2 separate regions of the Homo sapiens genome follow, and region 1 is linked to region 2. The links are chromatin contacts, found by Hi-C in ENCODE. All regions are on one chromosome and are shown on one strand. Each heading gives the region's core, a stretch centred on a gene start or an enhancer-like site at or near the end of the contact. The rest is flanking DNA. Distances are from core to core; before and after follow the strand shown.

Region 1 (6,907 bases), core at 987-3,486, 1.9 Mb after region 2:
ACTGCAACCTCCACCTCCCGGGTTCAAGCGATTCTTGTGCCTCAGCCACCCTAGTAGCTGGGACTACAGGCGAACACCACCATGCCTGACTAATTTTTGTATTTTCAGTAGAGACAGGATTTCACTACGTTGGCCAGCCTGGTCTCGAACTCCTGACCTCAAGTGATCCATCTGCCTCAGCCTCCCAAAGTGCTGGGATTACAGGCATGAGACACCGTGCCCAGCCTAGAGATAAATTTTACATCTACAACTTACTTTTATACAAATGTATATATACATATACATAGGGAGAGAGAAAGCATATATGGCAAATAAATATAAGTAAAGGTTTATGAGTGTTCCTTGTTCTCTCAACTTTTCAGTTTCATTTTTTTCAAAATAAAGAATTGTGAAAAAGAGATTAAAGATAAATTGCTATTCTAAACTTATGTTACAGTTCTACCTGCACACCAATTAGTCTTTTTAAGGGTTTAAAAGTAACTTTTTTCCTAAAACTATTTTACAGCTCCACCTACACTCTTAGTCTTAAAACAAAACAAAATTCCAGTAAGAATTTCAAGGTAACAGTTTTGCGACACTGCATGTGACTTTCTAATGTTTTTCAAAATGAATTCACTAAATCTGTAGGGCATATGGACACTTTTGTAAAATCAAAGTTAGTTCAAATGGATGATTATTCATTTCTAGAAAAACTGAATCCCCAGAGTTGTTCTACTTTTCAAACAGGTGAAATAAATTATAACTGCGGGGGAAAAGGCTAACACTTTCACACACACATCCCAAATTTTAAAAGTCTTAAATTTGGCAAATACAGTTAATTCTATCATAAGGAAACGTTTGCGTGAAAGGGGGAACCCACATACTAAATGCCAAACAAAAAATGTGCTACAATGTGTTAATTATAGCTCCAAGGCTACAGGACATATTTTACAATGTAAACAGTCCCTGCAAACATCAATGCATTTATGGTTTAAAAAAATACAAACTGCACACATTTGAACCGTAGGGAATAAGTCTGAGCTAGCGTCAACAAAATCCATCTCAAAAGTTCTTATATTCTCATTTCTCTGGTAAGTTTTTGCATGTGTTAATATACTTCAGTGTATAAGAAAAGTCTAGGTCTGCAACGTTTCAACTAAAGACTCAACTTTTTACTTCCTACCGAACCGCCCCCTCGCAATGGGCCCCACCTCCCGAGAAGAGTGACGGGGTGGGGCTGTTTCCCGCTCGGAAACTAAGAAATAAATGCCTCATCCCTACTCCAGAAACGAGAACAACGGAGGCAGAGGAGCTGAAGACTCCAGTATGCAACTGACTACAAGGAGGTAGTCGTTTGAAAAGCTTTCTTTCCTTCTCTGAACTCCTTCTTTCCCTCCTCTCAGGTCATTGGGTGACCCCGGGCCGGGCGGAGACAGGTGAATCCCAAGAGAGGAGGAAGAGGGAGGGACAGATGATGGAGGGAGAACCGCGTTTAGGCAATGAATGAGCCTGCTGCATCCGCACCACCTGTTCCTTCCAAGGGTGCCACCCCGACCTGCCAGCAGGGTTCCCACACCAACCGGGCCGCGACTCCTGCCGGTGTCGCCCACTTGCCCGCCAAAGGCCGGGCCTCTTCTCCCCCAGATCGGGGAGAATGAGAACCGGCAGTCTAGAAGCCGGGAGGTCGGGGCCTAGTCCGGAACCAGGGCCTCAAGCGTGGGGATGGAATGAAGAAGCCTGTGGTCCCTGGCGCGCGGGCCATAGTAGGAACCACAGAGAGGGAGCAAAGCAATGCATTCGGCCTGACGAGAGCTATGAAGGCGGGGTCCCGGGCGGGAGTGGCTCAGTGCCCGCCGGGCCGAGGTTAGGGGTGACAGGCCCGGTTACCGGCTAAATCCTCCCCACCGCTTGCCCGGAGCCTCACACTTACCAAGATCCGCTTGAAGAGCGCATTCTCCTTGGGCGGGAGGCTCACGGCCGGCATCGTTCCGGCTGCTCCCGCTGCTCCCGCCACCACCCGGCTCGGTCAGTCAGTTTGTCCGACCGCCGCCGCTGCCGTTCCGTAGCTGCTTCAGCCTTGAATATCTCGATCCGCCGCCACCACCAGGCCTCGGGTGTCGCCGCGTTGCCCTACCCGGACACCTCCTTTTTCCTCGTTGTCTTTTTTCCTTTCTCACTTAACGCTGCCGCCGCCTCCCCCACTACGGGTCTCCGTCGGCGGTTCACGTGGTAACTGAACAGACCGACAGAGGCAGCCAAAATGGCGGACGCGGAGGGTTTTCCCACCCGGGTCACGCTTCCTAACACGCAGGCGCGGTGACCTCCTTTCCCCACCTCCTCTGGGTTTCGGAGCTTGCCGGGAAACCTGGAGGCTGGCCTGCCTGTGGAGGCCGGGAGGGTCGGGGCAGGCCCCGCCCATCATTTCAGTGCGTGGTACCCTCGAAGCGCCCGCGGAGCTACGGGAGGCTAGGCAAGTACGGTTCAGACCGCCTCCTCATCAAAAACAGCCTCTCTGGCGCCTTCCTGCTAGATCGACCTTTCATTCCTTGGAAAGAGTCTCGCACACTGTGTGATCATCGTTTGAGCCCAAAGTGCTAAAATACAGGTGTAGGTGTTTGAGAAGCGCTGTAGTTGATTATGGACGAAATGCCTAATTTAAGGAGCAGAGGCGGAGTGGAAAATGAAAAAAGCTTCACCGCAGTGGAGACTTGTTAACAGCCCTGGGGAGAAAGGGGCTTAACAGAGTCTGGAAATCGTGAAAGAGCTTGACCGATGAAATGGGCCTGGCTGTCGTATCGGTAATTTGGTGAATGTTGCTTAAGATCAGCCTGGAAAGGTAGTTAGTCAGATCCGAAGTGACATATTTGCACTGCCAAAGGAGGCTCTGGAGGTTAAAGTATGTGTTTTAATTTCGTTGTTGAGGCCATATAATGCAGAGTTGACGGACCGACCTTATGAGTCACCTTGGAGCGGAGTAGTGGAGACTTAAAGACAGACTACCCTGGAGCTGGCTTCAAACTAGTTCTTAATATTGTGACTCGAACTCCCCATCCCCAGAAATTCTCAGATCTTAGAAGCCAAAGACTGGCAAGGATACTAGAGGGAACTACTCGAGTAGGCGAGGTCAGACTACATACCGAATAGGAGTCCTTCCAAAAATGTAAGTCATTTCATTAACAGCTGACCGTAAAACTTTTTCAAAGTGGCATTCCATTGATCTAAAAATTTTCAAGTTATATGAGCCACTTTTAACCTTTGGTTTTTGATTACCTCTTTCCAAATCCTGATTTCACTCTGTAGCATTCTTTGCATCATGAATTATTAAACAATATGTGCGTGTTTTTTACTGTTTTAAATTTATTTGCAAAGATATTTTAATTTTCAAACTTCTCTTAACTGTCCCTGAAAGGTGTGAGTTGAGATACATGTTTCCCAATATAAACTTGGGTTTTGTAGCTGCTATATTGATTGTCCTCGCCCTTCACCGGGGTCATAAATAAGGTTTTTAACAGTCAAATCCTGGAGTTTCCTTAAATTCTGTGATCTCTCTTCAAAAGTTTGAGAAAAATCATATATACAGGAAACTATGTTTCAGTTTGAAATATGGCCAGTATTTTAACCTTAACTTTATAAAACTAAGAACAAGCTTATAATTCATTTTTAAGCTGTTACTTAGTAATAACCTGCAAAATTCACTGCCCCAAGAGATCTTTCAACTGTCTGAACTATTGAAAGACAGAAAAAATAGTCTAAATGCAGTTGATAGTTTTAGCTTGGATTTCCAAATCTCTGGCTTCATATCCAAATTTCTGGCTTCATATCCAAAAATCCCTACAGCAATACTATTTGCTATAGTTCTCTAAATTTCTCCTGTAAAGAATATTCTATTTTCCTTCAGAGGAAGAAAATTTCTGGTCTTTGAAACAATCAGTAGCTTCCACCAGAACCTGAGTACCTGATTAGATGAGCCAGAAATAGAGTTTGGCAAATGTTACATTCTTTTTGGGTGATGACAAAGAAATGGCAATTTTAAAGGCTCGGCAAATACTAGTCTGATTCAACATTTAACTGATTCATTTGCTAGTTAAAATGCACCTACAGATAACAGTCTGACCACACAGTAGCCTGAATTGAATAAAAAAATATATATTTACTCTGATCACCACAATTTCACAAATAGAGATCCCATTTGAGTTATACTGTAAGTAACAGCCATGCTTTCAGAAAGTTAACATATCCAAGGCTATATGCTGCCGCTGCTGCTGCTGATGATAGTTAATTCATCTTACCCCATGTGCTTGCATGTCACTATGTTCCAAATGCTAACTCTAAAAAATATTAACCAAAAAGAAAGAAATAAAATCATTTACCTTGCAAACTTTAATTCTACAAAAGGGATATGTTGAGTGAAATTTCTCCATATATGTAAGATGTTCTCTATTGAGACTGTTACATCTTATTAAGTACTTGGATCTTATTTAAAAAAAAAAAAAAGGCTGGGCTTGGTGGCTCACACCTGTAATCCCAGCACTTTGGGAGGCTGAGGCGGGCGGATCACAAGGTCAGGAGTTCAAGACCAGCCTGACCAACATGGTGAAACCCCGTCTCTACTAAAAATACAAAAATTAGCCGGGTGTGGTGGTGCGTGCCTGTAACCCCAGCTATCCAGGAGGCTGAGGCAAGACAATCGCTTGAACCTGGGAGGTGGAGGTTGCAGTGAGCCAAGATCGCACCACTGCACTCCAGCCTGGACAACAGAGTGAGACTACATCTCAAAAAAAAAAACATAGGCCAGGCATAATGCCTCATACCTATAATCCCGACACTGGGAGGCTGAGGCAGGAAGATCGCTTGAGCCCAGAAGTTTGAGACCAACCTGGGCAACATAGTGAGACCCTGTCTCTACAAAAAAATTTTAAAATTTGCCAGGTGTGGTGCTGTGAGCCTGTAGTCCCAGCTACTTTGTGGGCTTGGGTGGGAAGATTCCTTCGGCCCCAGAGGTCGAGACTGCAGTGAGCTGTGATGACACCTCTGCTCTCCGGCCTGGGCAACAGAGCTGAGACCTTGTTCCAAAAAAAAAAAAAGAATATAAAAGAAATTCATGTATTTGTCACCTAGATTTAACAAATGTTAACAATTTGCTATTGCTTCTGGGTTTTTTTTGTGTGTGTGTATAGACAGGATTTCTCAATGTTGCCCAGGCTACTCTTGAACTCCTGGGCTTAAGCAATCCACCCACCGCAGCCTCCCAAAGTGCTGGGATTATAGATGTGAGCCCCAACGCCCGGCCTGCTGCTGAATCTTTTTTTTTTTTTTTTTTTTTGAGACAGAGTTTCGCTCTTGTCGCCCAGGCTAGAGTGCAATGGTGCGATCTCAGCTCACCGCAACTCTGCCTCCTGGGTTCAAGCGATTTTCCTGCCTCAGCCTCCCGAGTAGCTGGAATTACAGGCATGCACCACCATGCCCGGCTAATTTTGTATTTTTAGTAGAGACAGGGTTTCTCCATGTTGGTCAGGCTGGTCTTGAACTCCCGACCTCAGGTGATCCGCCCGCCTCGGCCTCCCAAAGTGCTGGGATTACAGGCGTGAGCCAGGGCGCCCAGCTGCTGAGTCTTAAAAAATAAAAACTTATAGATACATCTTGGTGTGTGGGGAGGTGGGAGGTTGTTGGTTTTTTTCTTTTGTTTTGTTTTTGTGACAGGGTCTCACTGTGTCACCGAGGCTGGAGTACAGTGGCAGAGTCTTGGCTTACTGTAGCCTCACCTCCCAGGTCCAAGCGATCTTCCAACCTCAGCCTCCCGAGTAGCTGGAACCACAGACATGCACCACCACACCCAGCTAATTTTTTAAAAAATCATTTTGTAGAGATAGTTATCTACCTATGTTGCACAGGCCAGTCTTGACCTCCTGGACTCAGGCAATCCATTTACCTTGTTCTCACAAAGTGCTAGGATTAGAGGCCTGAGCCACTGTGACTGGCCCAAGTCCTAAGTTTGATTCATAGTATTCTCATGCATGCTGTATCAATAAAAATAGGGATTTTTTGTTTTGTTTTTTGCATTTTATACTGTTTTTCAATTCTTGCTCTTTTTTTACCTTCCTTGGGAGATGTGATTTTTTCCCAGTGGAAAAATCTTGGACTGAAACTTTGCTTTTCTAGCTGCTAACTCAAATCCTCTCTCTTTTCACCTGGATCATAAATAAGATTTTAGTGTTCAAATTCTGAAGATGCTTACATGAATGTTATGAAGCAACTTCTAACAAAATATTATAGATATTAGTTCCTAGCTGGAATTACTTAATCAGGATTCTTTTCTAGATGCAGTTTCACATACAGCTGGGTACTCCAAGTGTACAGTTCCCATCAGCTCTAATATGGTGAGAAAAATGTGCTTATACTTCATCACTTTCCCAAAATACACACTAGTAAAAGGATACAAGGGCCAAAGCTCTGAAAAAGAACAAAGCAGTCTTTCTCAATAGCAGTACTGAAATTAGTAATTTGCTTACTGGTTCTGAATACTCTGACTAAAGATAGCATCTGTTTCAACTTGTTGGATACTAGCAAAAGCTTCATCAGGACAAGCTTCCAACGGATGGTGTAGAAAGGATATACAACTGACAGGTTGCTGAGTGGACAATAAGTGGCGAACCAACAACTGGCTCAGCACATTCATTGGGTAGTTTACTTACTTGAGCATGAGTCCAGGAGGCTCAAACTAGGTTACAAACTAAAGTGACTCACAATTTAGCAATCCATTTAGCCACCATTTGCATGTTAAAATGAGCCAGAAAACACAGTGCAATTAATTGACTTTTTGGTCAATAATTTTTGGTTAAAAAAGATCTTAAAATAACATTGCTAAAGAGAATATAGGAGATTTGCTAACATTTATTTTGGTTTTAAAATTAATGACATAAAGTTTAAA
Region 2 (6,148 bases), core at 2,823-5,322:
CCAAATGTTATGTCTGAAATCTGATCTTTCACTGTTTAAAAACACTTATTGGTAACCTGTATCTAAATTGTACCTTAATTATTTTCCAGCATTACATCAAAGAGACAAAACCAAGGCTTGATAGTTTTTTGGTAGGCAAAATAACATGTTTTGTTATTTTGTTAATGGTAAGGCATAATATTATCAACAATTGTAAGCACTGTAACCAATAGCAACAAACCCACCCAAGTTCAAATTGTTGAACTACCAGTTGATAAAAAGCATATGTCCTTAATTATTACAAACTTACCACACTGTGCACAAATTGGTAACTTCTGTACAGAATTACAAAAGTAGCAAAATGCTCTATTCTTCTGCCGCCTTGTCATGTAAAATAAAATTTTAAATTATGGTCAATGTCAGATAAAAAGTCAGAGGGACAATTTTATTAAAGGTAGATAGAAAAAGAAATAAAATTTACCTCTGACACTTGTCACATTCCTGTAACATATAAAAATATCACATTAATTTTTCTGCTGACTGAAAACTGCAAATTTACTTGTATTACAAAGAATAACCTGCTTTTCAGGTTAAAATTTAAGTGACACTACACCAAAGCCCCAACTCCACCCATGTATACAAGCACCTACCCATGCTTAAAATAACAAAGGTATGCGAGAGTGATACTCCGGGTATATGATTCCCTGAAGAAGTGGCATTATCACAAAGGAGGCTAAATACATTGGTAGTTTCTTTTTCAATTGTTTGTAAGGAATAAAATACCACAGAATGAACACAAGAACTATCCTTTTGATAGTTAAGTACATTCTAAGCCTTATGAAACGTTAAGCACATATTATTCCAAATGAAGTGGGTGACCCTTAAAATAATGCATTTATCTAAGGCACCGTTCCAAAGAGAATACAAAATAATAAAGTTCACAGAAAATCCAGATTCCTAAACATGGTTTTAAAAGCTCTCCACAATCTGGCCCCTAATCACTTTCCAAACCTTCTTGGCCTATTCTTTTTAGACTCAAGTCACTAATGGTCAGCCATTCTCCAAATATGTCTTATATTCTCTCTTCTCCATGTCTTTACTTATTCGAACACTTTTCCCTGAAAAGTGCCTCCTACCTGTTGAAAGTTCTGGTGAAAATCCCACCTCTTCTGTGAAGTGTACCCCTTCCACACACAGCCAACTTTATCACCTCTTAGTCCTAATAAATACATTGTACCTTTATTGAAGCACTTCCAAAATCTAGCTGTCATTATATATATTTAGGCATGCCAGTCATTCAGAACCTCTCTTCTCTGGAAAGGACTCTTAAACACAGAAGACAGCCTCACTGTCACATCTGCGCTATGTAATCTGTCCTCACCCAACCAACCCCAATAAATGTTAGCCCTGGGACAGGCACTGGGTGAAGTCCAGCCTTTCAGAGTTCTTTCCTTCTCTGAGGCACAATATGTGATGTGAGACATGCAAGCTACCTGTAACTATGAAACCCAACAAATGGAGTAAGACAATATGAAAAAATGGAACTAATAAGGAATAAGAAACAAAAGCAAAAGATAGAACTACAAGTTGTTCCAGGTTCCAATTGTCCCCGAGTCCCAGGTATATCCTTCCCCTTCCCAGCAATATGAGTTATTCCATTATCCATTCAATAAACTATTTTTCCCTAAGATTAATTTAAGTTAGATTTCTGTCATTTATAAACAAACAAATCCTAATATACAACATAACTGAGCTATAAACTTCTGGAAATAGAGACCATGTAATTCATCTATGTATCACTACCCACAGTGTCTGAAATAATACCTGGCACAGAGTAGATGCACAATAAACGTTTGCTAAACTAAGCTACATTAAACAATTCATGTATGTTTGACAAAAGGAGAAGGAAAAAATAGGAACAGTGGGAAAAGAAAAACAAAGAAAGGAGTGGAAATAGAGAGAACCGGAATAACTCTACAGTCAATGAAAGAGGTAATGATGACCTAATTGTTTGCTTTTTCGCATATTTCAAAAAGCATATTTCAAAAGCAGCCACCATTCAAAGCAGCCCAGAAATTATCAGGACTAACCCACTTAGCACAGGTAGATAAGGTAATAGAATGGGAAGCCAACAGATGTTAAGTAGGAAGTTCAGAAAAGAGAAATGAAAGAATTGCTAAGAAAATATGATGAAAACCCAATAAGACTAAGGCATTAAAGAAACTGGAAGATGAAAGTTTCTATTATCTATTCTTGTCCAATATCTACCTTTATCACCAACAGTATGTAAAGTAATATGCTAGGTTTTATAATAATATAAAATCCAACAACAATCACTGCCACTCAGTGAAATCAACAGACGTGCCAGAGATACTAAATTCAGCAACAAACTATATGCAAAAACACTGTCTTCACTAAAATTTTATTCAGGTATACGTCAGATAAAATAGTATATAGTTTTTCCAACTACCAACTGATATCAAAAAAAGCTGATACCATTGAGGCATTACATGGATGTTTAGCTAAATCTATAGTGCTTCTTGATGCTCTTAGTTGTTTTTCACGTTCTCGGCGGTTCTCAGCCTTCTTCCTCGCACCAGTCTTTTTTTTAGGCATTTTCCCCTATTTTGACACAAGAGAACAGAAAAGATATAATTGACTGACTGCATTTACTATTTTAATAAACTAAGAAATAGTATAACAAAGTGTCCTTTTTCTTGTTAAATGTTAAACTCTATCCTTTCGATAGTTAAGCACATTCTAAGCCTTATGAAACGTTAAGCACATATTATTCCAAATGAAGCGGGTGATCCTTAACGCATTTATTGGCACTAACGATTCTAAAAATGTAAACGTCAAAAAAATTTACCCTAAAAGACAAACTAGTCTTCTTTTCCCACTAAGAAAAAAGTTTCTCCAATGATAAAGTATTCTGCACCTCATTAAAACAAATGAATCATGTATCATTAGCAAAAACAAAAAAATCATTAATAAGAGCATTATTTAGCCAGTTTATATCACTTTTTTGAGCTATATATTCAGATGACCTGACGCTGCCAACACCTTAAGTATAACAAGTTTAATTTTTCCTATGTAATATGTAAACAAAACATCTAACAGTCAACAAATAACACTATTTATTAACTACAAAGTCAAAACATTCTGAAGATATTTAAGGTATTAGTTGCTCTGACTTTAACAAATGCTCTTCCCTCTACACGCAGTGAGCATGTAATTTTAACGGGGTTCAAATTTACGTTTAAGAGTATGTTTAATTTTCATCATTTAGTTGAAATACAAGATTTTTCTAAACTGAAGTTTTCTGAACTGAATGCTCAATTAAAAAAAAAACAAAACAGGTGGTAAGCAGTACGGTAGCAACTGAAAAATAGCCAGATTTAATAGGTGGTTATTTCGGTAACGTAACGCCCAGACCACTAAGGCACCATTCCAATATGTAAAATGACAAAATCTAGAGGGCGTGCTGCCCTGGCCAAAGAACCTCAGAAAATAATCACGAGGTGATCATGCGGATTAACTTTCTGCGTCCTCAGAGATATCCTCTGAATCCTCTGATAAAGTTAAATCTCATTTTTTTTTCCCTCCAGTTTGTTCTGCACGCTCAAAAGAGTGAATCTTCTTCTCAGCCTTATACGGGTTCAAGCCCTTTTCCGGTAACACTCCAACTTCTTGCATGCACTGCGTGTGTCACCAAATGAGGAAACAGGCACGGGGCACTGCGGCTTTAGGAGTCCAGCCTGGAGCTGGAGGACCCAGTGGGGCGGAGGGGCGTCCAGGGGAGAAGCGGCGGAGGTGCCAGGCGGCTCGGGGACCCGCAACGGGGACCCGCAACCGTCACCCGCCCGCGGGACACCCTACCTCGTGCGCGCTCCGGGCAAACCTCGCTCACTTTCGCCGGGAGACCGGACTCACTCAGGGGGCCGAGGGACAGGGAATGGCGTGAGGCCCACCCGCGACAGCAGTAAATCCAACTCGTGGACCAGGACTCCGGGAAAGAAGGTACTAACAGCCAGGGAGGCTGACAGCCGATTCCGGACACTAGGAGACGGACCGGACGTCCTTTTACGACAGCAGCGCCTTACGGCTGACGTCATAGGACGGGAGCCGCCCACCTCTGTTCGCTCCGCCCCTTCCCCGCCCACTCCTGCGGGGGCCAATGCCCCATTCCTAAGCAGAGGATCTGCAGAAAAGGAAGGGAATGCGAGGGAAAATAGGGAAGCAGAAGGAGGGAAAGCAGGGGAAGGCCCCCTCAGTTTTACTTTTTTAGAAAAAGGAGAAATCTAAAAGGAAGAGGAAAATGAACTCACAGACTTGGTACTGGATCAATTGACTCAAACAGCAAATTCATGTTGAATTCTGTTGGAAACCTTTCCCCACCTCTACATCTTGCGTGCCTCACATCCCACCTTTTCTTGGTTGCTGCGCAAACTGTGCCTTCAGTTGCCTGATGAACTTCCGTACCAGCCTCCCCTGTCTCTTATTTCTGTTATGCCCTCTGGATTCCATTCCTTTGTGAACAAATCATCCCACATTCTCTACCTCTAATGTGTAATCTGCCTGCTTTTAACTGAAACCTGATGATCCTCCCCCTGCATCAGAATCTCCTTCCGATCAAGCACCTCCACCTTTGCATAGCCGACCAAGCTGGGTTTCCTAATCTCTTTCGGAGCTCTGCCGCACTTAGGATTCAGTACCAGGCCTATTCCTGTGCTTTTCCTGCCCTCCCCCTGCAGGAGATAAAAGCCTCTTTATTTGGACCAAAGAGGCCTTCTGGAATTTACTCTTAGATTTTGATAGCCAATTAACCATCTCAGCCTTTTGCTATTTTCAAAGAATCAATTTTACTTAGCAATAACAGTCAATGCCACTGTCATTAAGGTTACTATTTCCCTCATAGTTCTCAAATGCCTGATACATTTTACCTACTCGTATATAAATTAGAATACCACCCCAGTTACGTTAGAATACCACCCCAGTTTCATTACTGATGAAAGTTGTAACTATTGCACTGTTACCTTGTGCCGAGGTCTGTGTGTCCTACACCTACCACCGAGGGGGTCCTCATTGATAGTCACATGGCCTGTGATTCGAATCATAAATCCCATCTTAGCCTAACTTGAACCACTCCTGACACCAACTGTTTTAGGTTGGCTTCCCCAGGAAGCATACTCTGAGTCAGAGAAGAGTATAATGAGTATGTTAGGGAATGCTTTGGGGAACAACATCTGCAGGAGAAATGGAAGCAGGATTGAGCAGAGGGAAGAGTTGACCTGCAGTGACGTCTCAGTGAAGGCCTCGTTTTGAATCTGGGATATCCCTTCAGAGTTGTCTTGAGTTAGGGGAACTGGGCTGGACCTTTATACACCTATGACATTTAGTCACTGGATGAACGCTGCCAAAGGAGAAGAGTGCAACCTTGGGTTAAAGGACTCCTGAAGATGGCCAAGAGCTGGATTGTGTTGGCTTGCTGCACTCTCAGCAGCTCAGGAAATAAGTCTTTCATTGAGGAAGAGGGATCTGGGTAGTGCCTGCCAGTATTCACTACCAAGAGTGATGGCAAAATAAATATTCTGACAAAGACAAAGAACCTTTACTATTCACAGATACTCAGTGAAAGAATTTCAAAGGGCAGTCTTCACAAGATGAAAATGGAATTTAAAAGGCAGGAGGGAATACAAAAAGTAATAATAATCAATTTATTTAATATATAGGGTAAATCTAAAACATTATATAAAACGACAAAATTATAATAAGCAATTTGGGATATGAAAATTATAAGGAACTGAAATATTCTATAAATTCAATGCAATTCAAATCAAATCCTCATATAGATTTTTTTAATGGAATTTGGTTAATTGCTCTCTCAAATTCATAGGAACAATTAAAGATTGAAAAGCCCAGACCATTTTAGTTATACAAGCAGAAGGATACTTTTATTTATTATAAAGCTCTAGTAATTAAAACAATATTGCATAGTTTCAGGTGTCAGCAAATAGACAAATGCAACTGAATAGAAAGCCTAGATACAGACTCACATACATTTGGATATTTGGCAAATGGTATGGGTTGCATTAGCATCAGTAAGAAGACAGGTATTATTCAATAAATGAGGCAAAGACTATTGGCGATCCATATGGAGGAAGATAAA

Evidence for each region. A loop is a pair of places that touch in the nucleus more often than their neighbours do. Pooled maps may share reads with other maps.
Region 1: a map of ascending aorta shows a loop between it and region 2 (11-fold over the local background). The contact joins the promoter of NAA15 here to the promoter of ZNF330 in region 2. A Hi-C loop is called at or near these places in 2 of 168 maps with a recorded cell type or tissue (ascending aorta and naive thymus-derived CD4-positive, alpha-beta T cell) and 8 of 50 pooled maps.

The regions. Positions count from the first base shown.
Region 1 is chr4:139,296,834-139,303,740 of GRCh38, reverse strand. NAA15 (N-alpha-acetyltransferase 15, NatA auxiliary subunit) reads right to left here and starts at 2,236. Exons shown (of 20, transcript NM_057175.5): 1 at 1,910-2,236. The coding sequence starts at 1,963. It overlaps NDUFC1 (NADH:ubiquinone oxidoreductase subunit C1), which reads left to right and starts at 1,264. Exons shown (of 6, transcript NM_001184989.2): 1 at 1,264-1,325; 2 at 6,298-6,356. RefSeq lists enhancers at 2,186-2,245, 2,726-2,845.
Region 2 is chr4:141,218,819-141,224,966 of GRCh38, reverse strand. ZNF330 (zinc finger protein 330) reads right to left here and starts at 4,072. Exons shown (of 10, transcript NM_014487.6): 1 at 3,859-4,072; 2 at 2,476-2,601; 3 at 461-480; 4 at 290-360. The coding sequence starts at 2,595. RefSeq lists enhancers at 3,276-3,780, 3,781-4,287.